4 separate regions of the Mus musculus genome follow, and all the other regions are linked to region 2. Evidence: chromatin loops called from intact Hi-C (ENCODE). Cell type or tissue: heart. All regions are shown on one strand. Each heading gives the region's core, and the rest is flanking DNA. Links, peaks and the distances in the headings are about the cores only. Region 1 overlaps Trpc4ap (transient receptor potential cation channel, subfamily C, member 4 associated protein). Region 2 holds the start of Gdf5 (growth differentiation factor 5). Region 3 holds the start of Trpc4ap (transient receptor potential cation channel, subfamily C, member 4 associated protein). Region 4 overlaps Uqcc1 (ubiquinol-cytochrome c reductase complex assembly factor 1).

Evidence for each region. A loop is a pair of places that touch in the nucleus more often than their neighbours do. Peaks named below come from ENCODE experiments on the same cell type or tissue, not always from the same donor. Only the 100,000 strongest peaks of a DNase experiment are listed, where the experiment ranks them.
Region 1: it touches region 2 in a loop (2.4-fold over the local background); 7 of 42 quality-filtered maps call a loop at or near these places.
Region 3: it touches region 2 in a loop (2.4-fold over the local background); 5 of 42 quality-filtered maps call a loop at or near these places.
Region 4: it touches region 2 in a loop (7-fold over the local background); 37 of 42 quality-filtered maps call a loop at or near these places.

Annotation. Positions count from the first base shown.
Region 1 is chr2:155,669,875-155,677,421 of GRCm38, reverse strand. Trpc4ap (transient receptor potential cation channel, subfamily C, member 4 associated protein) reads left to right here. Exons shown (of 19, transcript NM_001163452.1): 2 at 4,304-4,432; 3 at 6,266-6,382. Among named protein-coding and RNA genes, the nearest start is that of Trpc4ap, 19 kb to the left of the region's middle. In heart, for the core only: a CTCF peak has its summit at 3,679 (motif pointing left); no DNase peak of the experiment used is centred there.
Region 2 is chr2:155,942,361-155,949,907 of GRCm38, reverse strand. Gdf5 (growth differentiation factor 5) reads left to right here and starts at 4,541. Exons shown (of 2, transcript NM_008109.3): 1 at 4,541-5,465; 2 at 7,491-7,547. The coding sequence starts at 4,853. In heart, for the core only: a CTCF peak has its summit at 3,605 (motif pointing right); no DNase peak of the experiment used is centred there; H3K4me3 peaks cover 591 bases; H3K27ac peaks cover 984 bases; H3K27me3 peaks cover 997 bases.
Region 3 is chr2:155,692,027-155,699,573 of GRCm38, reverse strand. Trpc4ap (transient receptor potential cation channel, subfamily C, member 4 associated protein) reads left to right here and starts at 7,190. Exons shown (of 19, transcript NM_001163452.1): 1 at 7,190-7,435. The coding sequence starts at 7,268. In heart, for the core only: a CTCF peak has its summit at 3,145 (motif pointing left); a DNase peak (open chromatin) is centred at 3,093.
Region 4 is chr2:155,844,701-155,852,247 of GRCm38, reverse strand. It overlaps Uqcc1 (ubiquinol-cytochrome c reductase complex assembly factor 1), which reads left to right. Exons shown (of 10, transcript NM_018888.4): 9 at 776-889; 10 at 3,722-5,362. The coding sequence ends at 3,856. Among named protein-coding and RNA genes, the nearest start is that of Fam83c, 14 kb to the right of the region's middle. In heart, for the core only: a CTCF peak has its summit at 3,795 (motif pointing left); a DNase peak (open chromatin) is centred at 3,747.

The sequences.
Region 1 (7,547 bases), core at 1,638-6,637, 270 kb after region 2:
CCCTGGCTGTCCTGAACTCACTTTGTAGACCAGGCTGGCCTCGAACTCAGAAATCCACCTGCCTCTGCCTCCCAAGTGCTGGGATTAAAGGTGTGCGTCACCATGCCCGGCTTAACCCCCTTTTCTATGCTTTAAATTTTTTTTCTGTATGCCTGGGGTGTGTATGTGTGTGTACAAGCGCACATGTGAGTGTGTGTGTACGCGAGCACGTGTGCACCTGCCTGTGTATATGTGCAGGTGCAGTGAACAAATATGTGTCGGTAGATGACAGGAGCCTCAGTTGTTTCTCAGGCGCTTCATGTCCTTGTTTTTGGAGACAGGGTCTCTCTTTCTCATTGACTGGAACTCTCCGAGTCGGCCAGTCTGGCCAACCAACCAGTCAGCCGGGAACCCTCCCGTCTCCAGCTCTTCAGCTCTGCATTTACAAGAATGCCCACCACATTGGCTTTTTAAACTTTTCTTCTTTTAAGAAGGTTCTGGAGACTGAACTTGTATCCTCATACTTGCAAGCACATATTTTTTACTTAGAGGTATTCACTTATACTATAGTAACATTTGTTGAGGAAATTATCCTATGGTTTGACATTACTGTTTGACGAGACTGTTAATCCAGTCTTGATTGGTGTTGACATGTGATGAACTTACAAATCAGCAATTCAGGATTACAAAACTTGCAACCTCAACACTGTTTTTGGCTCTTCTGGGTCCCTGGGATTCCCATATGAGAGTTAGTAGTAAATTACCAATTTCTACAGTGAAGACAAGGGGGCTTTGGTAGGAATTACATCAGATCAACAGCATAGAGCTATTGCTGTAGAACAATGAGCAGTATGGAAGGTACTGTCGTGTCAGTGAGATCACTGCCTGGACATGAGGTGCTTTTCCATGGTTCTTGGTTTTGTTTGTTTGTTTGTTTGGTTGTTGTTGTTGTTGTTTTAATAATGAATGATTCTTCTTTTTTAAAAGATTTATTTATTATATGTAAGTACACTGTAGCTGTCTCCAGAAGAGGGTATCAGATCTCATTACAGATGGTTGTGAGTCACCATGTGGTTGCTGGGATTTGAACTCAGGACCTTAGGAAGAACAGTTGGTGCTGTTAACCGCTGAGCGGTCTCTCTAGCCTGTTTTTTTTTGTTTTTGTTTTTGTTTTTGTTTTGACAAGTTCTCACAGTATAACTCAGCCTGGCCTTGGTTGAGATCCTTCTGCCTTGGTGTTCTGAGCATCCTTTAATATCTTTTAACAGTGTTGAATTTAACAGTGTTTAATTTTGTTTTTGAGACAGTATTTCTCTGTGTAACAGAGCCCTGGCTGTCCTGGAACTCACTTTTTAGACCAGGCTGTCCTTGAGTGTGTTTGCCACCATGCTGGGCAAATATCTTATTTTTAATGCTACTATAAAGTGTAATTGATGATCAGGATCATGTTATCCACACATAGAGTGTTCCGTATTTCCAGTTCAAGTCTCTTATTTATTTTTCTTGCCCAATTGTTCACATTTATGTTCCTAGTACATTGTTAAATGCAGTTGGTAAGAGTGGACATCTTTAGGTCTTTTTTCTTCTTGATGTTAGTAGGAAAACATTCGTCTTTACTAGTTAGCATGGTGTTAGTTTGTAAATACTTTTAGCTGATTGAGACAGCTCTGTTCTGCTTCTAGTGTGTGCAGAGTGTTAATCATGGAAACATGTTTGGCTGTTGCCATTTTTCATTATGTCTTTTGACATAGACCAAAAAAAATGTCCTGAGGATGTCCTGTAGGCTGTTGGTTTTCTGTATGTAATAGTTGGTATGTTGAATTATTTCTGCTTGCTTTTGCTATATATGTTGCTAGGATTTTGTGTGTGTGTGTGTGTGTGTGTTTGTTTTGTTTTGCATCTATATTGGTAAGAGAGACTGACCTGCAGTTTTCTTGTGGTATTTTTGTCTAGATTGGTTACCAGAATACTAGCCTCACTATTTTGAGGAGTCTGGGTGCTTGTGTTAGTTCTTCTTTAAATGTTTGGTACTATGTGAAGCCTTCAGTCTGGATCTAGGCTTCTTTTCTGGAGGTCTTAGTTGTTGCTATGTGAATCATCACTAAGTCAGCTTCTCGGGTGTTCCAGGCCTGCCTGCTGCTCTGTCAGTCTCACAGCCTGTGTTCTCCCAGTCATTTCCTTTAGCTATCTCGACTGTTGACATATGGTCATCTTCAGTACTTGCCTAGAGTCTCTTCTGCTCTGGTCACTGGTGGTGGTATTCTCTCATTCATTCCAGAGTTTAATAATCCTAGCCAGTTGTTAGAAGCTGTCGTTAAACGCTTATCTGTTCATTGGCCTCTCCAGAAAATCTTGAAATGAAGGTGTTGTCAATGTTTGTATAGTTTTCTGCTTTTAGTTTATTTTGTTTCTGCTGCCCTGTTTTATTTTGCTGAGCTTATTTCCCCTAGTTTCTCATGGGAGATAATTAGCTTGTGATTCCCGTTTATAATACTGTTTAGGATTCTCTCGTGCAGATACTCTGTAGGAATTACTTCCGCAGGGTCTCAGCTGTAGATTTGCTTCTTGCTTTGTGTAAAGAAAGGAAAGAAGTTTTTATCTTTTTTTTTTAATTTTTTTTTTATTTTTAACTTACATTGATTTTGAGCCTAAACACTATATATAACATTGCTGCTATCCAGACATTTTTGTTGTAAGTCTTATTTCCTGTGTTTCGCCCTAAGGAAAAGCATTCTTTTGAGCACTCTCTGTTACCCCCTCATGCCATCATCTAAAACACAGTGTAGATAGAATTATGAGACTTGTTCATTGCATCATGGGGCATGTGTATTCAGACAAGCCCAACATTATTAAAGGTTTGTTTGCTCCATGCAGACTGTAACTAGATACTTTTGATTTGATTGGACCACAAAAGTTTTGTGTCTGGTGTTCGTAATGTGGAAATGACCTTATAATCCACTCACGTTCTGTCATTGTGCGGGTGTTCTCGTTGATACCTTCAGACATTTACTCAGCCCCTGCTTTGTGCAAGAACTCTGCAGTTGAATGGGAGAGAGAGTGTGAGTGTGTGTGTGTGTGTGTGTGTGTGTGTGTGTGTGTGTGTGTGTGTGTGAGTGAGTGTTTTCTTAGTTTGGTGTCTGCTCTGGGGTAGTTGTGATCCAGAGAGGGAAAGGGGTGGATGAACTAGAAGCTATGTGCAGTAGGTTAAAATATGTGATAAATGAAGTCCTTGAGTAGGGAGGGGCCCTAAGGCCCTAGGAAGGAGAGAGGAAAGCCAACTAAAGTTTCTAGCAGTTGGCCTGTATGTAAAAAAAAAAGTTTTATTTATTTGTTTGTTTGTCTATGTGAATGCTTGCCACACGTGTGGGTGCAGGCAGAGACTGGAAGGAGGATGTTAAATTCTTTGAACTGGAGTTATTTGTGGTTGTAGCTGCCCAGCCATGTGTGCTGGGAACCAAATTTGAGTCTTCTGTAAGGATAGGAAATGCTCTTAACCATTGAGCCATCTCTCATCCCCTGCCTTGATCAATCTGTCCATCTGTGTATCTATCCATCCACCCACTTATTGCTTTGTTTTGAAGCAGGTCTCTATAGTCTAAGCTGACCTAGAGCTCACTTTGTAGTTCAGGATTTTTAAAAGTTCTTTTATAGACATAGCAGCTCGCAGCTGTCTGTAACTCCAGTTCTTGGAGATCTGGCGCCCTCTTCTGGCCTCCATGGGCACCAGGCAAAAGTTGTGTACAGACCTACATGTAGGTACAACACCCATACACATAAAATAAACAATAACTTAAAATTCTAATAAAAAGTTTCTTTAAATATTTAAGTAAGAGTGTGTGTGTGTGTGTGTGTGTGTGTGTGTGTGTGTGTGTGTGTGTATACTCCTGTGCTGTAGTGTGCCTGTGGGGGTCAGAGGACGGTATGTGGTGTTAATAAGTCCCTTCCTCCCCTTTACATGGGTTCCAGGAGTCAGGCAGGTTATCAGGCTAGTGTAGTAAGCAGCCTTACCCACTGGGTGGTCTTGCTGGCCCTTATTGACTGCTGTTTGAAGGAAAGTAGCATTTCAGATAGAAAAGCCTGGGGGAGAGCCTCTGGGCAGGGGAGATCAAGTAGAGAAAACACAGCTGAATTTGGAGTCTTGAGTGTGCACTGGGGAAAGCGTAGACTGACAAGTAGGGTTCAGAGCAGTCCTATGTCAGGAGCAGGGCGTAGGCTACAGCTTTATTTGCTGGGGTCCTTGGCTGTTTGGGAGTCAGCTGCTCTCTTTACCAAAACTTCTTCCTTGACAATAAAATATTTCTTTGTTTTTATTTTTTATTCACAGTTCACTGAGACCTTTTTGACCGAGAGGGACAAATTGTCCAAATGGAGTGGAATTCCTCAGTTGCTCCTTAAGCTGTATGCCACCAGCCATCTGCACAGTGACTTCGTTGAGTGCCAAAGCATTCTCAAGGTAACTGATGGGGCCTTAGAGGGTCTGTGCTCAGGGTCTTCAGATGCCCCCACTATTGACCTTTTAGAAATAGCCAGCTTTTGTATGAGCTGTAGGACACTGGAGAAGTTTGGAAACGTTAAAAGAAGAAAATAATCACTAGTTATTCCAGTGCCCAGGGATTTGATTGTTTCCCTCACCCACTCCTCCTGTGATGCTAGGGACTGAACGCAGGGCCTTGCACATGTGAGGCTGGAATTGGGCCCTGAGCCCCTATCCCCACTCCTATCCCTAGATGGCATTCTTTTTGAAAAGAATTTTAAAGGCCCTATATCACTGAAGGCTCTTGGGAGGAGCTTTATGGCTGTCAATAATTATCATTAATGCAAGATTGAAGTTGGACTGCTGGTCAGGTTGAGAGTTAGACGCTTGTTTTCCAACTTGAGTGCTGTCTCGGTGCTGGCCCACACTCATTGCTTCTGACTTGGGACTGGGATCAAACACGAATTTAGAGAAGCAACTGGAGCCACAGTTGTAACCTGTGTAAGCCTGTAGTCATAACAACACTGAATACTACGGTACTCTTCAGAGGCAAAGTGTTGATGACTGTATCTCACAGGTTTATTCTAACCTTGCTTATTAAATAAACGTAGTTGTTCCCTTTAGGAAGAGATATTACATACTCATCCTTTCACAGTCTGATAGAAGTAATTATAGCCTTCCTATGTGCCTTAAAATGCTTTAATCCCAACATTTAGGAGACCAGAGGCAGATGGATCTCTGAGTACAAGGTTGTCTATCCTCTACTATGTAGTTAGTTCCAGGTTAGTGAGGGATTATCTCTCAAAAACAAAACAAAACAAAAACAACAACAACAAAAACTAAAGGTTTTTTCCAAAAACCTGCCAAATTTCTGTTACAGAACTGAGGTAAAACTGAAGGCTTGGGAAAATAATATCCTAGTGACCTTGGTGTGTGGTACACTTTATTCATTCTGCAAACACTTGAAACCGCAGTGTTCCAGGAGAGTTCTTTCTGTCTGTTACTGCCTTTTATGAGCAAAGGATGCTATGCCCTTCCCAGAGCTTGAGAGCCAATGCAGGCACCTACAGTGGTGACTCCTCCTCTGCCTTAAGACTCAGAGGAGGAAATACAAAGAAGAATCTGTCCAAATGTTCAGGGGCTTCAGTTTGTCTTCAGGGAACACTGATTCAGTCTAGGGGATAAAACTCTAGGCTTATAAATAGTTACAAAGTCAAGTGCCAGATGTTACAAGTAGCATAAAGAGATCCCTTTGGGTGGCTATGGAAGACCATAAGAATGCCTTTGACATGGAGAAGTCACCAAACATTTCTGTCAGGAGATCACAGTCCAACAGAGATTGTTATGACCGCAGAACCAGTTGTTTCTTGCAATACCTGGTGACATCAGGTAGCTGCCCCATCTTCTCTCAGCAGCTCTCAGTGAACCAGAAGTTCATCTGCTTCTTGGAGTATTTATTGTAGGGCCTAAAGATGTTTGCACTGTCCAAAATGACCTTCCTGGTACCCTGGCAAGCTGCTGCTGGAAATGAGCCAAGGATACACAGCCTAGCTTTCCCCAGCCAGCTGCTGAGCTTTCCCAGCATGACAGTGCGGGTTCTAGCCCTTCCTTAAGGCTGATGTCTAAGCGTGCTGTGTCACAGCAGCCAGAGTCCATGGGAAAAAAGGACTCCAAGGGTCCCGGATACTTCATTGAGGGCTAGCTTTGTTCAGGGGGGGATTGAGTTTGTTACTAAAATGAATATTATAGTGATATTTTAGTGTCTTCTGTTAAATTCTAAAATGGAATCTGTCTGTACTTTTTTTGAACCAGGAGATTTCTCCTCTTCTCTCTATGGAGGCTATGGCGTTTGTAACTGAAGACAGGAAATTTACTCAAGAAGCTACATACCCAAATACATATATTTTTGACTTATTTGGAGGTGTTGATGTAAGTAGCTGTTTAATGCTATTAATACTTAAGTCATTGAAAATTTAAAACAAGAGGCAAGAAGAATTTCAGATTTATAGCAAATATTTCAGATGGTTTAACCTAAAAAAAACAAACCCGTTTTGTTTTGTTTTGTTTTGTTTTGTTTTGTTTTGTTTTGTTTTGTTTTGAGACATGGTCTCACTGTGCTGCCCTGGCTGTCCTGGATATCTCTGTGTAGACCAGGCTGGCCTCGAACTCCCAGGGATTTATTTGCCTCTGCCTCCCGAGTGCTGAGATCAAAGCTGTGTGTCACCACCACCAGCTTAACTTAAACTTTTAATTTATAAAATGTACTCTACATTTATGAATTCTCCCCTCTTGAGGCTGGTTCTTACACAGTGTGAGTTCTTTCAGCCTAGGCCGTCAGCGTGATGGCGTGCGCCTTACTTCCCCTGTTGAGCATTTTTCTGGTCTGGATCTTAACTTTGAGGTCAATGCATTCTCTTATGTTGAAGCACTGTAGTATTTGCTTTGAAAGAATTTATTTGAAGTACTAAAGCGTACAGAGTGAAAGGTGTCCCAGTGTTGTCCTTGGAAGCTGCTGTGATCACTAGGTCTTGTGTGTACCAGAGCTGTTTTTGGTTTAGATGCGTGTGCGTGTGCGTGTGCGTGTGCTCCCATCCCCAGCTTCGTGTCTTTTCTCCTCACACATACTGGCAAGTCATATATCCAAGATGCTCTCTTCTACCTTGCTTTTTCCCCATGCATACCTAAATATTCCATATTTTAAATATCTAGTTAGTATTTCCTGGTGTAATTATAGTTTACTTGTTCATAGTTTACTTGCTCAGACTCCAGTTGAACATTTAGTTTTTTCACTTTTTTTTTTTAAATTACAAACAAGATTGCCAAAGAACTTTTTACAGACTTTTGGAGCCTAAATATTTATCTCTTTTATTTATTAATCTGCAACTTATACCAACTTTTACAAACTTAAATCCCAGGAACAAATTACAAAAGTGTCTTTTTACCTATACCATCACAAACATACTGTATATATGTGTGTACTTTTAAAAAATTATTTCTTTTGGGCTAGAGAGATATCACAGTAGTTAAGAGCACTGGTTGCTCTTCTAGAGGACCTAGGTTCAATTCCCAGGACCCACATGGGAGCTCACAACTG
Region 2 (7,547 bases), core at 1,411-6,410:
GAGTTTGACAGAACATAAGGAATATGAAACGTCCTTGAAACTTCCTAAGGGTTTGGATAAAACAAGGGATTTTTCTTCTTCGGTTCACTCGGCTCATAATGCTTTGGCTTAGTTTCTCGGTAAGGATGTTTTGTGAGGTCCCGATGAGATAATGGATGGGAAACATTTAAAGAAGTTAGAGGCTTTACACAGTGGAAGGGCCTGTGAAGATTATTTCCATGCCAGTGGCTTCCCAAGGCTCCCATCCTCTACCTTAGGTTTGACATTAATATTGCTGACAGGAATGGGGGAGGGAAGGAGCCACAGGGGACCCAGAGACTCTGTGTCCCAGTAATTAAACATGTCGGGACTGAAGCGCAGCCAGCGGCAGCATCTGGTTGCAATTACCAGAGGGGACCAAAGTGATTAGTCACCTTTATAGTAAGAGCCAGGCAGGAACCCTGGGCTCCTCCCTGGAGAGGGCCTTCTATCCAGATTCAGAGTCGCTTTCCTTTTTTTCATTGGAGACGTCCCGAATCCTGGGAGTCTCCTGGTCCTCAGACAATGGTCCTTGTCTGAGGATCCTCCATGCCCTCAAGTTCCAGACTTTGAGTGAGTCTTTGGCTGAAAGTCAGAATTCCCTAATGTTCCTACCGCACCTCCTTATCACTGTTGATCAATTTAGAGTGAGATCCTTGGTATAATATGTTGAGAGGGGTCACTGAGATGGCTCAGATCCTGCTGCCAACCTGGTGATCTGAGTTTGATCCTGGAGCCCCACATAGTGGACAGAGAGAAACAGCTCCTCCAGGCTGTCTGGACCTCTGACCTCTGTGTACCACTACATACAAATAGTACTACAGTTTTAAGGCAGGCATAGTGATACACACCTTTGAACCTGATGTTCCAGAGGCAAAGGCAGGTGGATCTTAGTTCAAGGCCTGCTTGACCAACACAGAGTTCCAGGGCTGTGAGGGCTACATAGTGAGACCTGGTCTCAAAAGGAGAGAGAGAGAGAGAGAGAGAGAGAGAGAGAGAGAGAGAGAGAGAGAGAGAGAGAGAGAGAGAGAGAGAGAGAGAGAGAAAAGTTTTTTAAAAGGAGAGAGAAAAATAAAATTCTTAAACGTAATTTTAAAAATATTGGAAAGGGGCCAAGCGTGCCAGTGCACACCTGCAATGCCAGCATTCAGGGAATAGTGGCAGGAGAATCAAGAGTTCAAGCTTGCCCAGTGGTGGTGACGCACACCTTCGCGCCCAGCGCTTGGGAGGCAGAGGCAGGCAGATCTCTGAGTTCAAGGCCAGCCTGAACTACAGAGTGAGTTCCAGGACAGAAAAACCTTATCTTGGAAAAACAAACAAACATAAACAAAATAGATAAAAATGAAAATTTCATTTTACTTACTTTGTGTACATGCGTGTATGTGCTTAGGTGGGAGACAGGAAATGGGAGGCTGGAGGGCAGCGTGTGGGAGCTGGTTCGAGAGCAAACTCAGGCTGCTTGATGGCAGGCACCTTTACTTATTGAGCCATCTCACGAGCCCTCTTTCTAGGTGTCTAATAATCCACTCCACTGAATATCCACAAAAGCTCTTCGTGTGTCAGTACTGTCATCATCCCTGTTCAGAGTTTCAGAATGGCTGGATGGCTCTCCAAAATCATATACTGTATAAATAGCAGAACTGCCACGATTCAAATCCAGGTCTGTCTGCAGAGCCATTGATCATTATCAAATCATGCATTGGATGGCTCTATTGACTCATTCATAACTTTGTTTATTCAGTGGATAGAGCTTACTTTGCTAGTAGCAAGACAGTGTCTCTCCCTTTTAAGAACTTGAAGTCTAGTAGAGGAGGCAGAGTATGTTAAAAATGATGGCGTCTGAGACTTGACCACACACACAGCCCATGCTTTCTCATGTATGTAGCATCTGGATCTACATATATGTTCTGAAAGCAGAAGGGGGACAAGTGACTGCTGGGAGGCTGAAGGGACTGATGGGGACACATGAAAGCAGGAAGTTAATGAAGGGTGGGGGCATGGACATCGAGTTATTTTCTTCTTTCATATGCAAAAGTTGTGTATTTAAATATCTAGATATAACAGGAAGTAGAAGGGTTCCTGGGTGGAAGAAGGGGGCGTGGGTGGGGAGAGGTGATAAGGGAGTGAATGTGACAGAAGGATAAGGGCATGCACATGTGGAAACATTACAATGAAACCAGTTATTTACTCTAATTTTAAAACAGAAATGATACAAAAGAAAACAATAGTGTTCCTTTAAAAGGGCCAGTTTGAGGGCCATTCATACAACACACTCCGAGACTCTGCTATGGGCTGGGCTCTGTGCCAAGCCCTGGGAATAATTGAAAGACAAATATGGTACAGTGTAGTTATAATCTAATGGGATAGACAGATATGTACATAAATTATGATAGGCATAAGGAATTCAGTTAAAATAAAACTATGAAAAAAAAAAAGCACACAGACTTTAAAAACTGATCTGCGTTGGAGGTGGGGGCAGAGACCGAGGCTGGATGGATTTGAACTCTGAAAGCAGCACAGAAAGTGTGCGGTGGCTGTTTGGAAGCTTCGTGACTTTTCTGGGGTGTAAGGGATACCGATACCTTAGTGGGTCAGCTCTAGGTAGAAGGAGAGTTGGGATGGAGAGGTCTCAGAGGCCAAGAAAGCAATTCTAAGGGAATTGTAGTAGGAAGATGCCAGAGAGGCCCATGAAAGTCAATCACAAGCCAAGACAAGAGGGACGGACCTGGATAACCCGAGGGACTGTAACGACTTCAAGCTGTCCTCAAGAGAGCAGGTAGTGCCTTGGTCCTTTGAAGTGAACCTCTTTAGACCTGGGAGCCATCTGTGAAGACTGGAATGGAGCTAGGAGCAAAATTATGGGGGGAAAAAAATAAAAGAAGAATACTTGCTGCTCCTAGGAAGGACAGAATTCTGCTTCTAGCGCCACACCAGGGAGCCTCACAACTGCCTGCAACTCCAACTCCAGGGGACTTGATGCCCCTTTCTGCTCTCCCCTGGGACCCTCTTTCCACACATATAAATAAACAAAATAAATACAAAACCAAAAACCAGGCATGAGTCTACCTAGATCTCCAGAGTGAGGACTTTGTTTGGTGTTGTCTTGGTGAGGGCTTTGTGCCGTGCACTGGACTACAGAGTGACATGCCTGTCTCCAGCAGAGTCTCTAGAAACCGACTTTAGCATATGAATGGATCTGTTAGGTCAGCGCAGGGAGTAGAGGATTAACCAAGAAGGCTAGAGTAGGCGGTACTAGTTCTATAATCCTACTCTGTAGCCAAGCAGGTGGAGGTAGAAGGATCAGGACTTCTAGGGCAGCCTCAGCTACACTGTAAGTCCAAGGTCAGCTTTTGCTACAGGAGAAAAGGAAAGGAAGAGGATCTGAGCTAGGGGTGGTGTAGGATCAGAGTTCAAGACCAGCCTCGGATACATGGTGAACTTGAGGCCATCGTGGGCTATCTGTGCGTTATCTAAAGACGAAGAAGAAAAGGCAGAGAGGGAGAGGGAGCTCTCTTGAGTCAAGCAGAATTTGGATTTCTTCATCAGCTTCTGGAAAAGCAGCCCCAGAGAGTTTGTTTTCCCAACCTCCTGCAGGGGTCGCTGCTGCCTTAGGCTGGGGCTGTCGCCTCTGGTCTCAGCTAATTTCTTTTAAGAAAACTGGCGGGTTTTTTGCTTGGGTAGTGGCTGAGGTACACACACCCTGGACCTGGTTCCAGCCAAGGGGGCTACAGGATGGCAGTGCTTAGCCAATGGCATTTGGTGGGGGTGTATAGTGGACACTGATTTTTTTTTCTGTTTCTGGGTCACAAGTTTATTAAAATAAAAGAAACAGTAGGTAAATGCTGCCATCTGTGCTGCCCTCAACACACACACACACACACACACACACACACACACACACACACACACACACACACACACACACACACCAGGTCCTAGACTAGACAGAGAGATTGAAATTGCTTTACAGACACTCCAAGGACTTCACTGAAAACCTTGCTTGCATGCTTAGTTTGTGCAGATCTCTACACTAGCTTCTCAACATCTCTGCTCAGGATGGTGGGGTGGGCTGTTCCAGGAGGTGGAGGTGAAAACCCCTGAGTCTACTCTGGGATGGGGAGGCCCCCTAAGCCTGAGTCCCGCTATGGGGCTCTGAGCCAAAAGCCCCCGTGAGCCATGGCCTCCAAAGGGCAGCGGTAATTTTTTTCACATAAATATATCGCACTTAAATGAATTTAGACAGCATGACATCAGAGAGTAATTAAATTGGTTTGGGTTGGAATTCCGTTTCCAATTCCTGAGTTCAGGTTTGTAAAAGATTTTTTTCTGAGCACCTGCAGGTTTGTGTGTGTGTGTGTGTGTGTGTATGTGTGTGTGTGTGTGTGTGTGTGTGTGTGTGTGTGTGTGTAAGTATTTTCACTGGAAAGGATTCAAAATTAGAGGGAAAAAAAACTGGAGCGCACAGGCAGCATTACGCCATTCTTCCTTCTTGGAAAAATCCCTCAGCCTTATACAAGCCTCCTTCAAGCCCTCAGTCAGTTGTGCGGGAGAAAGGGGGCGGTCGGCTTTCTCCTTTCAAGAACGAGTTATTTTCAGCTGCTGACTGGAGACGGTGCACGTCTGGACACGGGAGCACTTCCACTATGGGACTGGATACAGACACACGCCCGGCGGACTTCAAGACACTCAGACTGAGGAGAAAGCCCTGCCTGCTGCTGCTGCTGCCACCGCTGCCTCTGAAGACCCACTCCTTTCATGGTTTTTCCTGCCAAGCCAGAGGCACCTTCGCTGCTACGGCCTTTCTCTGTGGTGTCATTCAGCGGCTGGCCAGAGGATGAGACTCCCCAAACTCCTCACTCTTTTGCTGTGGCACCTGGCTTGGCTGGACCTGGAACTCATCTGCACTGTGCTGGGTGCCCCTGACTTAGGACAGAGAACCCCAGGGGCCAAGCCAGGGTTGACCAAAGCGGAGGCCAAGGAGAGGCCACCCCTGGCCAGGAATGTCTTTAGGCCAGGGGGTCATATCTATGGTGTGGGGGCCACCAATGCCAGGGCCAAGGGAAGCTCTGGGCAGACACAGGCCAAGAAGGATGAACCCAGAAAGATGCCCCCCAGATCCGGTGGCCCTGAAACCAAGCCAGGACCCTCTTCCCAGACTAGACAGGCTGCAGCCCGGACTGTAACCCCAAAAGGACAGCTTCCTGGGGGCAAAGCATCTTCAAAAGCAGGATCTGCCCCCAGCTCCTTCCTGCTGAAGAAGACCAGGGAGCCTGGGACCCCTCGAGAGCCCAAGGAGCCGTTCCGCCCGCCCCCCATCACACCCCACGAATACATGCTCTCCCTGTACAGGACGCTGTCCGATGCTGACAGAAAGGGAGGTAACAGCAGCGTGAAGTTGGAGGCTGGCCTGGCCAACACCATCACCAGCTTTATTGACAAAGGGCAAGGTGAGAGGGTAGGGTGGCAGGGAGGGGCATTTGCAGGGACCCAAGAGTTCCAAAGTCTTGGAGTGCGCAGGTGGGGGACAGCGTGTGTATCCAGCCTGGGGTGGGAGTCTGGAACTTATCGCATACACACCAGATCCAGTACTAGGAGCACCTAGGGATCTCCGAGTCCAACTTCTGCCAGGTGCAGAAAGGGCACTAAAGTGCAGAGAGGAGCTAAGATCTCCCAGTTGGATACTAAACTCCAAGACCCAGTTTTGATTACTGGGTGGTACTCTGCACCTCATGCGGGTTGGCTGAAGTCTCTAAGCTCCAGGTTTTTCTCAGACAGCAGAGAGAAAGAAACTTTAGGTCTCTGCGGTTCTTGAACTTTACCCTCAGATAGGGGGCGAAGGGGGCAGGATATGTGAGGACAGAAAACTTGTCCCAGGGGGAGGCACCTGGCTGAGGCCACATTGAGCCCCTTCTTCCCTGGGGTCTCTTCCTATTTGTATTCTAAAGGACATCGGACTGAGTGATGTCTGTGCGTTTTGAATGGGAAAACCTTGTATCCTTTTCATCAGCAACCTGGGAGAGAGGACTTGTCTTTCTTGCGTCAGCGTCGCCGGAGGTCTGCCTGGCTCTTCCTTTCAACTTGCTGTGTGTTCTCAGCAAATCCCTTCCCTTCTGAGTTTCAGGTTCTCCGCACCGTGGAGATAGTTAGGCTGCCGGCTGGCAGTTGGTGAGGTTTCTTGTGGTTCCCAGGCTCTGGTGCTGAGCCTCGAGACTTTGGCTGGCAGAGTGGGGGAGGGGCCAGAGAGTGGGAGAGGCTCCTCATTAGAGTTGGTCTGTAGGGGAATGACAGGGGGTTGGGGGGAGGTACAGAGGCAGCAGGTCTGGCAGAGGTGGGGGAGGTGGCCTGGCTGCCTGCCCAGCCAGGAAAAGCTGTGACCCCTCTAGGGCTCATAAAATAAGTCCTTGTGTCCCCCCAGCACTAAGGGAGCTTGGGGAGGGGGAGATGGGGAGTTTAAAGGCCTAATTAGTTACCTTCTAGAGCAATAGTTGAATGTTCCCTAATGGCATATTGGCATTTAGGAAGGAGAACATGCTGATTCAGCGATACCATTGAGATTTTACACATACACATGCACGCACACGCACGCACACACACGCACACACACACACACACGCACACACGCACGCACACAGCGCTTATATTTATACACATGGTAAATGAATCACATACATGCACACATGTTTCAGGTATTCATATAATCCCAACTTTACTTACATATGCCAGTAGCATAAATATATTACTGTATGCTTACTCATGAACCCAATTGCACACATGCATGCGTGCACGCACACACACACACACACACACACACACACACAACACACACACACACACACACACACACACACACAACACACACACAAACTGGAACATTCATGGACCAAAAGAATCATTAGGATGGGAACTTGGGGAGTTGAGCTGCAGATTAGCTTGGTTATTAATTTGCTGTGTTACCCACGTCAGTTTACTCCCCAACTCTGTGCCTTGCCCATAGCAAGATTGCTGAGACCTTTAAGGTCTAAGAAGCTCAGAACGGACTATTAAAATCCTAGGCTACGGTTTCTATTTTACCTTAGCTAGATGAGCTTGAATAAGCCCTTAATTTACTCTGAGCTTCAGGTTCCTCCTCTGAAAAAGTGGGTAATTGAAATGTACATACCACCTGCCTTATTTGCAGGAGATAATCTTGCTGGATCGTGGATGGGGCGGTCACTGGCAGAAGACAGTTATAAGACTAATGACTAATGACATATTGACACAAACACCAGGGGCACTCAGATAGTACGCAGCCACATACCTACCTTCACTGGGAAAGGGCTCTTGGTGGTTTGCGTGTTGGCTTCGGCCATAGTGGGGAAGAGGTTAGAGAAACCTCTTTTGATTGGGAGAGAGTTAGATCCTCCCTGGAGGCCCAGAGGTGGCGGGCTCTCTTGGTGAAGTGACAGGAATTGACTTCTGGCTGTTTTCTCTAGATGACCGAGGCCCTGCGGTCAGGAAGCAGAGGTACGTGTTTGACATCAGTGCCTTGG
Region 3 (7,547 bases), core at 827-5,826, 250 kb after region 2:
CTGCTGATTCAACCCCCAGATGAAATGGGGACCTAGCAAATGCTACAATCTAGATAAATCTTGAAGTCCATGATGTCTATAAGCCAGACCCACAGGGCATGTTGTATCCCATGGTGTAGTACTGACATATTCCCTGTGTGCCTATAAGTAACCTCCCATGCACACTTTTGGGAGCAACTCTAATTAATCTCAATGGATCCCAAACAAAAAGAAGACGTGGAAATAGGAGGAGGACTTCCGGGGAAGATGCAGGTTTTCACCAGAGATAGGGGGATGAGGAGGAACAGAGGGTGAAACTAAACATCATCAGAGATGTGTATGAAACTGCAATGAAAATTGGAAAAGAGAGAGCATTTTCATATATAGTTCATATTTCCATTAATCAGTAGTTCTCAAATGCTAGGTGGGATCAATGGAGGGGACCTGGAAAAAAAGTGATTGGCAGAAGCATATTGTCCTCAAATCAGAGCCGCCTCTCCTTGGGAGTGGAGACTGCACGTGGAGCAGGGAGCTCGGGGACTTTATAGGGTGTAAAGGGGCTTTGGGGGATGGAAGATTCCACCTGTAGGTCAGTCCCCCCTGTGTCCTCAAAATGCCAGATCCCAGTGGGGTTTGGTATGTTGTGGGAAGCCACATGTGCTGTTGCAGGGTGGCGCTGGCTTCTGCTGGCCACCACACATACATAGGCAGTAAAGTTTTTTTTTGCCAAGATGAGGTTTTGAGAATTAACCAAAATTAACCAATCAGATGAGAGACAAGTTAACCAATCAGATGAGAGAGAAGTTAACCAATCAGATGTAGCCATACAAATGAGGTGGTAAGCATAACCCAAGCACAACCAATCCGGGTGTGAGACACGCCTCTCCTAGGCCTATATAAGCAGCACCAGTTCTGGACTTGGGGTCTCTTTGCCTCTGCAAGCAAGCTCTCCTAATAAATGTGTGTAGAAGGATCCTGTTGCAGCATCGTTCTTGTTGGCCAGTCTGGCGCGAGCAAGAGTATGTGACTGTCCTTATCAGAATCTCCTAAATGTCTATCAGCCAAAACAATTTTCCTGTCTGGTGTTTCCCAGTCCACCTAAGGCTTTTAGGTCATTAACCTTTCGTTAATGTAGTCCTAGTATAAGTGCTCAGAGGGGAAAGGTATCCCTAATAGAAAGAAGTGTTGTAGCACTGCAGGGAAATGTATCTTGGCAGTCAAGACCAAGGAATACCACAAGGTCACTCTGTACAACAAGCCTCACACAAGAGATTTATTGGGAAAGACACTGGAAGGTGGCTGCCTCTGTTTGGGCCGGCAAGAAGCCACAGGGAACTGTGTGGAGGCAAGCTTTACATAGGGTTTCTTGTGTGTGTGTGTGTGTGTGTGTGTGTGTGTGAGAGAGAGAGAGAGAGAGAGAGACAGACAGACAGACAGACAGACAGACAGAGAAAGACAGAGAGAGCGAGACAGAGAGAGTGTATGTGTGTGTGAGAGGTGTGTGTGTGTGTGAGAGAGAGAGAGAGACAGACAGACAGACAGACAGACAGACAGAGACAAAGAGAGAAAGACAGAGAGAGCGAGACAGAGAGAGTGTATGTGTGTGTGAGAGGTGTGTGTGTGTGTAGCTTTCTAGTGTGAGGATAGGTGAGATTTCAAGTCCTGAGCTTGGAAGAAATCCAAGGATTGGTGAGTCTTCAAAACCCAATAGTGAGCTCAGACTTTTTACCCTATACCCAGTCCAGTGTCTCCAGCATCCCCTTCACCAGGTTAGTTTTTCATTTTTTTGTTTTGTTTTGTTTTTAATGGATTTCACTGTGTAGCTCTGGCTTGGCCTTCTTGATACTTTCATGCTTATTGGAGCATGTGTTTGTTCTGAAGAGAAAAACACTGAAATATTGAGGTGAAATCTCATAGCATCTATAATTTTTTAAAATGGCTTAGAAAAAAAATGGTTTGGGTCAGCACAATGGCTCAGTGGGTAAAGGAGCCTGCTGCCAAGTCTGACGACAACGAGCTCAAATCTGGACTCACATGGAGAAGTAGAGAATCAAGTCATCCCCTGACCATCACACACAAACCTTGGCATGCGCATACCCAAACTCAAATCCAGCCTCCAGAAAATTAAGAGACTTAGCAGAATGAACTTTCTTCATAAGTATTTATCTACCTATGAGTATATATGAAGATATATATCATGTATTACATATCGTACATCTACATAGGGAGATATCTATCTATCTATCTATCTATCTATCTATCTATCTATCTATCTATCTATCTATCTATCTATCTATCTATCTATCCATCCAGAACATAATGACGATAATGGGTAAGTATAAGCGAAGGATACATGTGTGCTCAGACTATAATTTTTCAACATTTCTGTAAATTTGAATTTTTTTCCCCAAAAACGCTGAGGAGAGAAAGTGAAAGGGCAGGAGGGTTAAGTGGGTGGCCAATGGTAAGTGCTCAGGAAAGGGCGGGCTTTAGACCTAGTGCAAGTTGCAAGAGAGCAGGGACTTTTGTTTCCTTTGCACAGCATCCCCAGTCCCCGTGACAGCGCCTGGCCCATAGGCGATAGAAAATGTTTAAAACAACAAGTCACTGGGCCAGTGAGATGGCTCCATGGGCAAAGGCGCTTGCCGCCAGACATGACATGAGTTCAAGACCCAGAACCCACAGGTGAAAGGAAAGAATAGACCTCCCCTCTCCCTCCAGTTGCTCTAATCATTGGGAGGTTGTATATTAGAAACAAAATGTGAAAAATAGTCTCCAAAATGATACCACAAGATGAAGCACAGTTACACGGACAGTTATTACTATGGTCTGAATATAGTAATGTGATTTTTCTCTGATTATGACTTCCCCAGGATTAAAAGAAAAATTACTCTTAAAAAAATTGCCCTAGAAAAATCTGTACGTGTAATTGAGGTGATCGTGGTAGTTAATTTAAGGACGGTAATATTCTAGGAATGGCAGCATCGCATGCGGTGGCACCACTGAGATTACTGCAAAAAATTAGTCAAGCCTAGAGTTTCCATTTGTTTTGTTTTGTTTTCAGTGTTGACCCAGATCCGCATCAACAGGCCACTTGGCAGAAGGATGCTGCGCCCCCTGGTGGTGAGAAGCAGCTGGGAGAAGCTGACAGGCAACAGATAAATTGCACTCAGCCTTCCCACAGGTTTCTGGAAACCTTTCTCCTTACTTCCTAGTATTATGGCGCCCTAAAGACTGACCTCGAGGTGAAGGGTAAGGCTTTTTAAAAAGAGCTATTTTTATTAGTTTTAAGTGTATTTGTGTGTTCAGGGTATGCTCACGTGATTGCAGATGCTGGTAGAGTCCAGAAGAGGGCATCAAGTTCCCCTGGAGCTGGAGTGAACCTCCTCCCAGTGTAGGTGCTGGGAAGGAACTCAGGCTCTGGGCAGGAATGGTGTGCACTTCTAACAGCTGAGCTGTCATTCTCCAGCGCTGCTTGCTCCGCCTCTTATGTGTGGTTTTGTTTCCAACTTGGCTGCTTTTTTTTTTCTTGACTAATTGCTCTGTCTTCTAGAATTATACTAACGAGAATGCTAATTTGCTGTAGCGCTAAAGGAGTGTTATTGAGTCAAAAGAAGTCCACATTACATATTGATGAAAAATTGCACTCTGGAAAGGCATCTTGGTTAGCCCTCTCGTCTCCAGCATTCTACTCTGGGGAGAACTAAGAAGGCCCTTCCCCCATATTTATTTGGCATCTTTATCCTATGAATTGCCTATTCCTGCTCAGCTATTAATTTCCTAACATTGATTTATTCTCTCTCCCCCTGTCCCCCCCCCTGTGTGCACGCACACGCGTGTGCATGTTCATAGGAAGGAATGTCATGGCACTTGTGTGGAGGTCAGAGGTTAGCATTCAGGAAAGAGCTCTCTGCTTCCACCATTTGGTTCCCAGGAATGAAACTCAGGTCTTCAGACTCGACAGCAAGTGCCTTTGCCCCCTGGGTCATCTCACCAGCTATCCCCAACTCTTCTATCCATTGTGTGGTTTGGCTTGTAGCAATCTTGTAGGAGTGGCTGTATTTATCTGTTCATCGATCCACTGATCAGATCAAAACAAATGTTATCGCTGACTTTATTCCAGGTACTGATCTGGGTACTGGGGATGGGTGTGGCAAAGTACTAAACAGATCACAACAACTGGAGAGATGCACAGAGTAATGGGTTATATGTCAAGTAGAGAACACAGGTATGGGGAGCATAAGAGACAAAGCTTTCTATCTGTGCTCAGGGAAGTAGTCTTTGATCAGAAAGAAGGGGGTGGGAAACCTAGCCTCTCAGACAACTACCTGGGGTGGAGAACTTGAGGCAGACTGGACAGAAAGCTCTTCATACATCCTAAACTAACTTTCCCAGAATGCCGTGCGCTTTCTATGCTTGTTCATGCTGTCTCGCTTAGAATGTTGAGGTCAGTTTTATTAATCTTCCTGTCATGGCTCTGGACTTTATGCTTAAGAAGGCATTTCTCCCCCCAAATCGTAAAAGATGGTCTTCATTCACTGCTGCCTTTTAATGCTTTGTACTTCTAACAGCTCTGTGCACATATAACTTATATTTCAAAACCCACTTATTTTGGATTTTTGTGGGTGTGAATCTATGCCGGTGTACTTCTCTGTCCCTAAACCCAGTTTTAAAACTACACTTTGATTTTGTTACATTTATATTTCTAAGATGAATTTTAGATTTAACTGTAAAGTTAAAGACCTATTTCTTTTGTTTTGTTTTGTTTTGGTTTGGTTTTTGCTTTTTGTCCGTTGGAAAAAAAATCTCCTTTATCACAGGATAAACTTCCTGTTTCTGATTCTTCTCCAACAATCACAAACACACAGGGTTTTATTTGGTTCATTCAGATTTCATGATGGGACAATTGCACTGAAAAATGCAGGTTTTTCTGTTTTCTTTGTTTTGTGTTTTGTTTTTTGTTTTTTGTTTTTGTTTTTGAGACAGGATTACAGATTACTCTGTGTAGCCCTGGCTGTCCTGGAACTCACTCTGTAGACCAGGTTGGCCTCGAACTCAGAGATCAGCCTGCCTCTGCCTCCCAAGTGCTGGGATTAAAGGGTGCGCCACCACTGACCGGCTTTTTTTTTTTTTTAATGCAGTTTTATGGCTTTTATTTTATAAAGTTTTTTCCTTTTTTAAAAAATTATTTCTTTTACTTTTGAGAGTATTATGTAATTATGTCATTTTTCTTCCCTTTCCTCCCTCTAAACCCTCCCTCTTCTTGCTCTCTTTCAATAAAAAAATTTAACTTTAAAAATTACATTTAGGGGCTGGTGAGATGGCTCAGTGGGTAAGAGTACCCGACTGCTCTTCCGAAAGTCAGGAGTTCAAATCCCAGCAACCACATGGTGGCTCACAACCATCCGTAACAAGATCTGACTCCCTCTTCTGGAGTGTCTGAAGACAGCTACAGTGTACTTACATATAATCAATAAATAAATCTTTTAAAAAAAATTACATTTAGGGCTGGCGAGATGGCTCAGCAGGTAAGAGCACTGACTGCTCTTCCAGAGGTCCTGAGTTCAAATCCCAGCAAACACATGGTGGCTCACAACCATCCGTAATAAGATCTGACACCCTCTTCTGGTGTGTCTGAAGACAGCTACAGTGTACTTATGTATAATAATAAATAAATCTTTTTTAAAAAATTACATTTAAGCCGAATAGTGGTAGCACGTTCCTTTAATCCCAGAACTTGGGAGGCAGAGGCAGGCAGATTTCTGAGTTCGAGGCCAGCCTGGTCTACAGAGTGAGTTCTAGGACAGCCAGGGCTACACAGAGAAACCCTGTCTTGAAAAACAAAAACAAAAAAACCCCAAAACAACAAAAAAAATTACATTTAAAGTGTGTGTGTGTGAGAGAGAGAGAGAGGGAGAGGGAGAGGGAGAGGGAGAGGGAGAGGGAGAGGGAGAGGGAGAGGGAGAGGGAGAGGGAGAGGGAGAGGGAGAGGGAGAGAGAGATTGATTAGAGGGCAGTTTGGAGGAATTATTTTCTCCTTTCACCAACATGGGTTCATTGGACCCAACAACTTAGGTCGTCAGTTTTGGCAGCCAGTGCTTCTACCCACTGACTCATCTCTCCTTATCCTATTTTCTTTGTCTTAAACCAGGTCACCAGGCAGTGATCTGCTGGAGCGAGTGGGAGCCACACCTTGCAAGTAGCATGCAGATGTCAGTCACAGTCTAGTTTGCCTTGGCAGCGATCTCAAATGCCTGCTGTTGTTCCACTGCAAGTTACTTATTACATCATTTCACTTTTTAAGGACTTTTGGTTTGGGCAACAAATTATAGCCACCTTAGTTACAAGTAGCAAACTTCATGGCATCCTAATTTGGCACACTCAACTTATTTTTGTTACAAGATAGCCTCCTAGAAGAGAAAGTGGGGAGAGTCAGCACCACCCTGCTTCCGAGGTTTGTCGGAGCCAGTGAATTCAGTTCTACTTGCGGGGAAAATGAGGGCAATATTCTATTTGATAGGGGATACAGTTTGCCAAATAAATAACTACATTTGTTTGTGTGGATTAGCTGTGGTCCCCTGAAACCCTCGTCCCCTAACAGGGCCCTCTGCTGTTCTGCTTATCACCTCGCCCTCCACCTCACCTATATATTCAGTATGAGGAGTACAGCTGGTGCCTTTAGGAACTATTTTTTGACATCTATCTGTAAATGAAATATTTTTCGCCATTTTCTTCGAATAAGCAATAGCATTGATGGTCCTTTACGTCTCATTTACATAAAGCACATATTTGTTAATTGTAATAAAAATATTAGTTGACTAGTCTGGCTCCCAGGACCTAAATATTGAATGGACTGAGGGCTAGGGGTAATGTGTAGTGACTTGGCTAAAGTCAATTGTAAAAGGAAGGGGACACGTGTCAAGTGTCAACTCTGGCCTAGGGCCTAGAATTTTTCCCTGGACACTGGGCTTGCATCATTTCCAGCTAGCGAAAATTTTGAGAGCTTGTGCACATAGTGACTGGTTTTCCACTTGGAGCAACCTCGAAGAAATGCTGGAGGTATCCCACTCAGCAAACTGGAGGGCCAGGAAGAGCCACATCTCAGCTACCTGCTCCCCCTCGGTAAAGACTACAGTTCCCATAAGGCGTCGGGGCACGCACAGTCCCTGCCACGCGGCTTGCACCTCCGCGTCAGTCCACTAGGGGCGATGTAGAGAGTCCTCCGCCGCCCCGTAGAAATCGACACGGCTCCGGGACCGCTTGCTTCCTGTTTGTCGGACGAGGAGACATGGCGGCAGCGCCCGCAGCGGCTGGAGCTGGGGCCAGCCGGGGGAGGCGGTTGGCAGCTACCGCGGCGGCGTGGGGCGGCTGGGGAGGTCGACCGCGGCCGGGTAACATCCTGCTGCAGCTGCGGCAGGGCCAGCTCACCGGCCGAGGCCTGGTCCGGGCGGTGCAGGTACGAGGCCGGCCCGGAGGGGCGGGGCGGGGCGGGCCAGGCTGGAGCTGGCCAGGGGCCGGGGAAGAGGCCTTTCCAGGCCGCTGCGGACCGTCCAGATCCCCCTTGGCTG
Region 4 (7,547 bases), core at 1,526-6,525, 98 kb after region 2:
CTTTCCCAAAGAACTAGCTACCTTGCAGAGGTGTGACCTGAGACCAAGCCAGTGTGAGCAGTCACACCCATCCCCATGCCCAGCCAAACACAGACGTGCAGTGCTGCCAGCCCGCACTTTGTTAACGGCAGCAGAAGTGTGGCTGCTATGCTGCCCTTCCTGGGCTTTGTAGACACTCATTGTCTAGGCCAGGCACAGAATGTAGGGGTGAACGGACCACACCTGGAAGGGTCCCCCAAACACGAGTGCCCGCTCTGCATTACCTTAGCCAGTGCCGTGCCCCTCAGAGTCCCGTGTTCTTCTGTATGAAAAGAAGTGTTGAGGGGCTGGAGAGACGCTCAGGGGGTAAGAGCACTGGCTGCTCTTCCAGAGGACCTGGGCTTCATTCCTAGCACCCACTTGCTGCTGCTTCACGACTGCCTGTAACTCCAGTTCCAGGAAGCTGACATACTCTTCTGATCTCTGCACACTTGCCAGGCACACATGTGGTGCACAGGCAGGCCAAACCCTCATACACATAAACTAAAAATAAAATTTACTTTTAAAGGAAGAAGCACTCGGGAAGCAGAGGCAGCTTTGTGAGTTTCAGCCTGGTCTACATCATACATTCCAGGCCAGCCAGGGCTACACAGTGAAACCCTGCCTCGACCCCCACCCTCCCTCTCACCCCACTGCCAATGCCCTCTTGCTCCTTCTGAATCCACTCCGGGGTCTCCTGTTGAAATATCCGAGTTTTGTAGCATGGCTCTGTAACACTTCCTGTCCTGTGTTCCAGGGGATCCTTTCAGATGACCATGGCCTGGCTGCTGCGCTCTGGAGGACCTTCTTCAACCAGAAATGTGAGGACCCTCGACAGCTTGAATTGCTGGTGGAATATGTGAGGAAACAGGTCAGCACCATCTTTCTCCCTGTGCAAACATGGCGGCGTCTGAGTCCTCCTGAGTGTGTGCGGTTGGCATCTTAGTGGGTGATAAGAGGCTGACATACCAGGAGCTAGTTTAAGGGCTTCTGACCCAATCTCATAAGCAGCAAGCATTGATGAAGACAGCTCCTTCCTCCCTCTCTCTCTCCTCCCTGCTTCCCTCTCTCCCTCCCTCTCTTCTTCTTTCTTTCAGACAAGGTTTCTCTCGTGTAGCCCAGGCTGGCCCTGGATTCCTGATTCTCCTGCCTTCTCTTGTGAGCCACCAGGCCTAGCTTAAGACTGAGCATCTTCAGGCTCATTCATAGTGTTGCACGCCTTTAATCCCAGCACTCTGGAGGCAGAGGCAGGCAGATGTGAGTTTGAGGCCAGCCTGGTCTAAATAGAAAGTTCCAGGTCTCTTGTCTTTTCAAGGCTGTTTCTCTCTTGGACACCAACAAAGAATGAGCATGTCCGTGTGCAGCTGTGACTAGGCCGAGGATCCCAGGGATGGGAACAGAGAGGAAAGGAAGAGCCGTGGTTATTGACTCGGTGTTTCGTTACTGCTGGTGCTGGGTGCTGTGCTAAATACTGTGCCCTCGTCCTGGAAGCGGTGGCATGAGGCCGAGTGACACCCACCTGCCCATCATGTACTCACAGAGATCTTCTGCTCCCGACTTGTAGCAGAGCCAGGCTTCAGGCCACACCTAACAAACACATCTCTGGTTCTCCCCACTGGCTATCAGGGTCAGGTCCTTACTCCTGGCTTGTCAGGGCTCCTGTCTCTAAAGCTTCCAGGGCGCTCTTTGGGAAGGCCTGCTTGAGCCCAGTTAGTTCTGTGAATTAACTCCTGATCACTTGCCCCAGATCCTGCCTGGGTAGGAAACTCACTCACGCCTTCTGGATGAATGCATTCAGTCATCCCGAGGTGGAATGTGGAGGCTTTTCTGGGGTCTCCAAGTCGGTTCACCCTTCGTGACTGGCCTCAGACCCCACGCTGGGTGAATCATTTAACCCCAGAGACCACAGCTGCTGCAGACAGCTCACCAGCTGGAGCTGTTTGTGAGTCACACCTTAGCTTCATGGGCTTGGCCTCTGGGGCTGAAGCAGCACCATGGCATAGTAATTCTTGAGTTCACCTCCATGGCCTTGCTGGCCTCCAGCAACCAGGAAAGGGAAGACCAGATCCCGGCTCTAGGACCAGCGCATTGCCTGGTGAAAGGCTGACACAGTGAAGCCCGTTGGTAGCCAGATGGTAGGGAACTCCAGAAGACAAGACTGCCATTTGACTCTTCTTGAGATCTGCCAAAGCCAGGGAGAAGGCACTGCGGCCGGAGAGCCTCACCCGCAGACAGGAGTCGAAACTGGCAAAGTAAACACTGCTTTGTGAGAGACCCACCCAATTTTCCCATCCGTCCTGGTGGGCTTGTGCCAAAGGCCATGACAAGGCACAGCTAGGACCTCTCCAGGGGCCCAGAAAGAAGACTTTGCCATAATTAGTGTCTTTGTGAATAGTTTCCTTTGGAACCATTAGAAGTGGGCAGTAGCGGGACCCTAAGAAAGCCAGGAGCTTTGAATGGAGACCCAGCTCTGTCATGCCTTGAGGGCCTGTTGTGTCAGTCCTCCCCTCGAGGAGGTTACAGGCAGCCAGGGAGTCGTCAGCCTGTCATGTGACCCAGGTTCAGGAGGGGCTGGGGAAGACCAAGGAGAGTCAGGTTCTGACTGGGTGTGTCATGGCAGCCCAGGAAGCCGAGCCTTGAGCAGTCTCTGGTGCTACACGCCTGCTACTATTTGATAACCGATCTGCAGTAATGTTGAGGCTAACAACCGGGGGTGGGGGGGGGGAGGCTCAGGTGAGAGGCTGGGGCTAAGTTCAAGAGGCATCATAAGATGCAAGAGGAGCAGTGAGCTCTTTAAAGAGGGGACAATCCAAGACCGAAGATGAAGCTAATCCGCAGTCTTCCTGCCTCTCCTGGTAAGGGAGCCTGCCCTGTGGGGCCACTAAAGGACAGTGGAGTCACAGACACTAGAAAACCAGCTGGCCTGCCGTGTTCTGCGTACACCTTGCTGTCTCTCTCCCCAGTCCCCATGAGATACACATTTCTAGCTGGTCGGTGCATTGCCGCCAGCGGAGGTCGGGGAGTACAATCTTGTGCTCTGACTTCTGGCCTGCAAGAACTTTGTGATGAGAATGTAGCAGTGGTTAATGGCCCTCGTCTGGAGTGGGTGGAGTGGGGATGTGTGACAGTGTGACTCACTAGACCACTCAGTGGTTGGTTCTCAACCTTCCTTATGCTGCGACCCTTTAATACTATAGTCCCTCGTGGTGTGGTGACCCCCAACCATAAAATTATTTCATTGCTACTTCATCACTGCAATTTTGCTACTGTTAAGAACCATAATGTAGGGGCTGGAGAGTTGACTCAGCGGGTAAGAGCACTGACTGCTCTTCCGAAGGTCCTGAGTTCAAATCCCAGCAACCACATGGTGGCTCACAACCATCCATAATGAGATCTGACCCCTTCTTTTGGTGTATCTGAAGACAGCTACAGTGTACTTACATATAGCATTAAAAAAACCAACTGTAATGTAAATATCTGATATGCAGGATCTGACCTGCGACCCCTGTGGAAGGGAAAATTGTGCCCCAGAGGTTGAGAACTGCTGTACTTCTCCAGGTCTTCTTTTTGTGGTAATCGTGGATGTGAACAGTCAGCTCACCACCGCCCCCACCCCCACTGCCCTGGTCCCTCTCCTCTCCTTTGTGTCTTTGCCCCCTTGGGTGAGCACCTAACCTCTGTTCCGTGCTCTCTCCACTTGCAGATGCAATACCTGGACTCCATGAACGGTGAGGATCTGCTGCTGACAGGGGAAGTGAGATGGCGCCCTCTGGTGGAGAAGAATCCACAAAGCATCTTGAAGCCCCATGCTCCTACTTACAATGATGAGGGCCTTTGAGAGACTGGTCCCTCCGGACAGCTGGCTGGCTGGCTTTGAGGACCTTCCATGGAAGAAGTGCCTGTTTGCCCCAGGACCCTGAAGAAGGTGGCCTGAACTGACTTGTGAACAGTACCTGTTGAATACTCAGCCCACTCGTGTTGAGTTTCTTCTTCCTGATCTGGTGGGGTTACTGGGGAGGTCCTCTTGCTCTTTGACAGGTCCCCTCCCTCAAGAGAAGCCCCAGGCACACTTCCCAAGTCCCCTCAGCACCACACGTGACTGAGAGCTTTTTCCGAAGGCTGAGGAAGGGATGGGTAGGTTAGAAGGGGGTGCCTTCACTCAGAAACCCCTGTGCTTGGAGCAGTTTATTAAGTTCCAAAGTCACAGTGGGTAACCATATACTGTTCCCCCTCTGTGAGCCATGGGGTTGAAGTAGCCATTAAAAAGAGAGACTTATTTCTGCCATGGTTTTTCTTTGTTCCAAGGTCTTTTAGAAACATAGTTAAAGCCCAGTGTAGTGGTGCATGTCTTTAGTCCAAGTATTTGGGAAGCAGAGGCAGATGACTCTAGCTAGGTTCTAGGTCAGCATGATCTACAGAGTGAATTACAGGGCAGGCAGAGCTACACAGAGAAAGCCTGTCTTGAAAAAACAAGAGAAAAGAAAAGTGCAGGTGAGGCCGTGGGTTCTCCAAGCTCAGGGAATAACTGCAGCTCAGTTAGAGGCAGCACGGAGAGGAGCGGAGAGGAGAGGAGAGGAGAAGAGGCCAGGGGCTCTCTGCTGCTACTCCTGTCCCCAGGTCACAGAGAGGAGTCACTGTCTGGGCAAGGTACAGTCTGCCAGGCATGTTCACTGAGATCCAGGAGGTCTCAGGACCAAGGGGCTTGTCACATCCTAAGTCATTTAGAAAGAACAAAAGTCCCTTTGTCACCCACAGTGAACTGGGGAAGGAACACACTCTCCGCACTTGGCCTCTCTTTACGTGAGATACTGTGGCGTGCTGGTACCATCCAAGCCTCGGCCCGGTGTCTATCCCCTCCCCAAGTTCTAAAGCACGGGCTGTGATGGGAACTTGAGGGGCCTTTTCTCTCTGGGCACTTGAAGGGTCTGTTCTCTCTCCCCCGAGACTTTGGGTCATCTCTTGGAAGGTTTTCTGAAATTGAGGAACGGGGGTGGGGCCCGTCTCCTCCCTCCCTTCCCCCACCCAGCTTCCTTCATTGAACTTGCTATAAAATGAGTCATATGAAGAAACCCTATACTGTGAGGTATGCGCCACTTCTGTGAAAACATTACAAATCAAGCCGCCTTCTCAGTTTATTTAAGATGCTTTTGTTGCAAGCGGGGCTCTGGAGTGAGGCGTCCTCTGTGAGCATGAGATAATAGCACCTTGTAACTCATTACATCTGGGCACTATTTACATAAACCAGAGGCGAGCCAGGCAGGGATTTGCTGATTAATTTATTTTTAATGGACTGAAGTATGCCATGCACCAAAATAAACTTTACTGTGTGTACCTAACTGCTCCTGGAATGGATGGAAAAATTAATGGAACAGATTTTGGCTCCTAACTCTGCACATTAATTCATATATAAAAGTTATTTGAGCATTAACCCATTTGCTGCCCAGGGCAGCTCCCTAGCCACAGATCCCAGCCCGCGGCACCACCTTAGCTGCTGGGCTTGCTTTCGTGTCCTGGGACCTCAAATTTGCTAGCCACTTTAAAGGTCATTTGCAGCCGTCCTGGTACCCTTGCCCACCTTTCTTTCCGTGTTCATACAAACCCTAGCTGAGTCCCACAGCAGAAAATAGCCCCTGCTTGCAGAGCTTATGTCTACAGGATTCAAGTGTTAGGATCCAACAGCTCTTAACAAGGAGCTGCGTTGTCATCCTCAGGCTCCCTATGCACGGCCGTCTGCATCAGTCGCCCCACCAGGACCTCTCGTCTTCCAGATAAAACTCAGGTACGCCTCAGGCTGTGGGCTGTCCGGTTGACTCCCATTCATCCCAGCCTGCTTCTACAAGTCTCATCCATTTTTTCCCCGAGCATCCTGAGTCGCTTGGAATCATCTGAAGGGACCCCACCATTTGTCGCCTCCCCCCCCACACACACACACCTTCCGTACTGCAATCGATGTTGGCTGCAGATGGACAGAGTGGCTGCCAAGGTGGAAGATCACTCACTGTGCGCTGCTGTGCAGTGTCTGCGTGTGCCTCGGTTCGTAACTGAGAGTGAATGGACAGCTGAGTTGCTCACTGTCAGTGTTAGCCCATCTAGAAGGATCGTGTTGGATCAGCCTCAGCTCAACTTATCTAGCGGTGATGCTAAATATCAAGCAGTGGGGGGCTGTCCCTGGGAAGGCTGCCCTTTGAGAATGATTTTTGTCCCTTTTGATAAACTTCCAGAGGTGGCCAAAATAAGTTATGAGACACCATTATTTAAGAAGCCAAGCAGGGCAGAGGCACGACTGTCCTGAGCTACATCATGAAACCCTATCAATAAAAGAAAGGGCCAACAAGGAGGTTCAGTGAGTAAAGGCTGCTGAACCCAATGACCCCACTTAGATTGCTGGGACCCTACATGGTGGAAGAGAAGACGTCCTGCAAGTTGACTCCTGATCTCAACTCTACATGGCAGAGGTCACGTGCACACACACACACACACATGTACACATGCACACACATAATATACATACTCATATATACACATGCATACATACATACACACACTCTAAATGTTAATAAGTAAGTAAAAGGAAATTCTGAAGCAACACTCAAAATATAAAGTACAAATATTGCAAGGAAAGAGGGAAAATAATTACACTTGAAATCCTACCTAGAGCCCTCAAGACCATACAGGGTTGCCATTGCTCTTGGTTGTTCTTTAGAACTTGATGGAAGACTCCATTGCCAAAGACGACACACACTTCCATTGCAGGACGTAGAGAAATCACGTTAGAGCTGAGCTGGCAGCATCCTTCCTGCAGGCTAGCTCCCATCGCGTGGAGGTGCTGTGCAGACTGGTCGGGTCGGGGGAGAAGTCGACGTTCCTACCCAGCTGTGAACCTTGTAAGCTACAATGCCGGGCGAGATGCCCCCATTTGTGCAACTGCTTTCTGGTTGGATTCGAGACCCATAAGAGGAGGTCCATGCCTGGTTCTGTAAACCTGGTCAGAACCCCATGGCTGAGGTCACGGGCCTTAGGGCAAAGCCGGACATTATTTTGGTAAATGGACATGGTGTCCAACTGTCCCCTGAATACTTAATTTACACCCATAGGTTCATTCCTATTGCTCTCAGCCTTGGTCAGAGAATCTGCCATTTGCAATAAGCAGTGGTTAATGCCGAGGCCCACAACTGGTCAGAATACAGAGAACCCAGTCTTACATGGAACGTCTGAGGGCTAGAAAGATGGCGCTGACTGCTCTCCCGTTGGACCTGGGTTTGATTCCCAGCGCTCATGGAAGCTCACAGCCATCAGTAATCCACTCCATGAGATCCTATGCCTCTCTGGTCTCTGCAGGCACTGGGCATGTATGTAGCACACAGATGTAGGCAAAACACACATGCCCATAAAATTTAAAAATTTTAATGGGACAGCTATTTCAAAACTCTCTCCCAAGGCTCAGGAACTGTCATGGAAGAGAAGCAGAGGAGATATAAGAGCTGGGGTGTCAGGAAATGATGTCTGCTAGCTACAGCCTAGCCATTGCA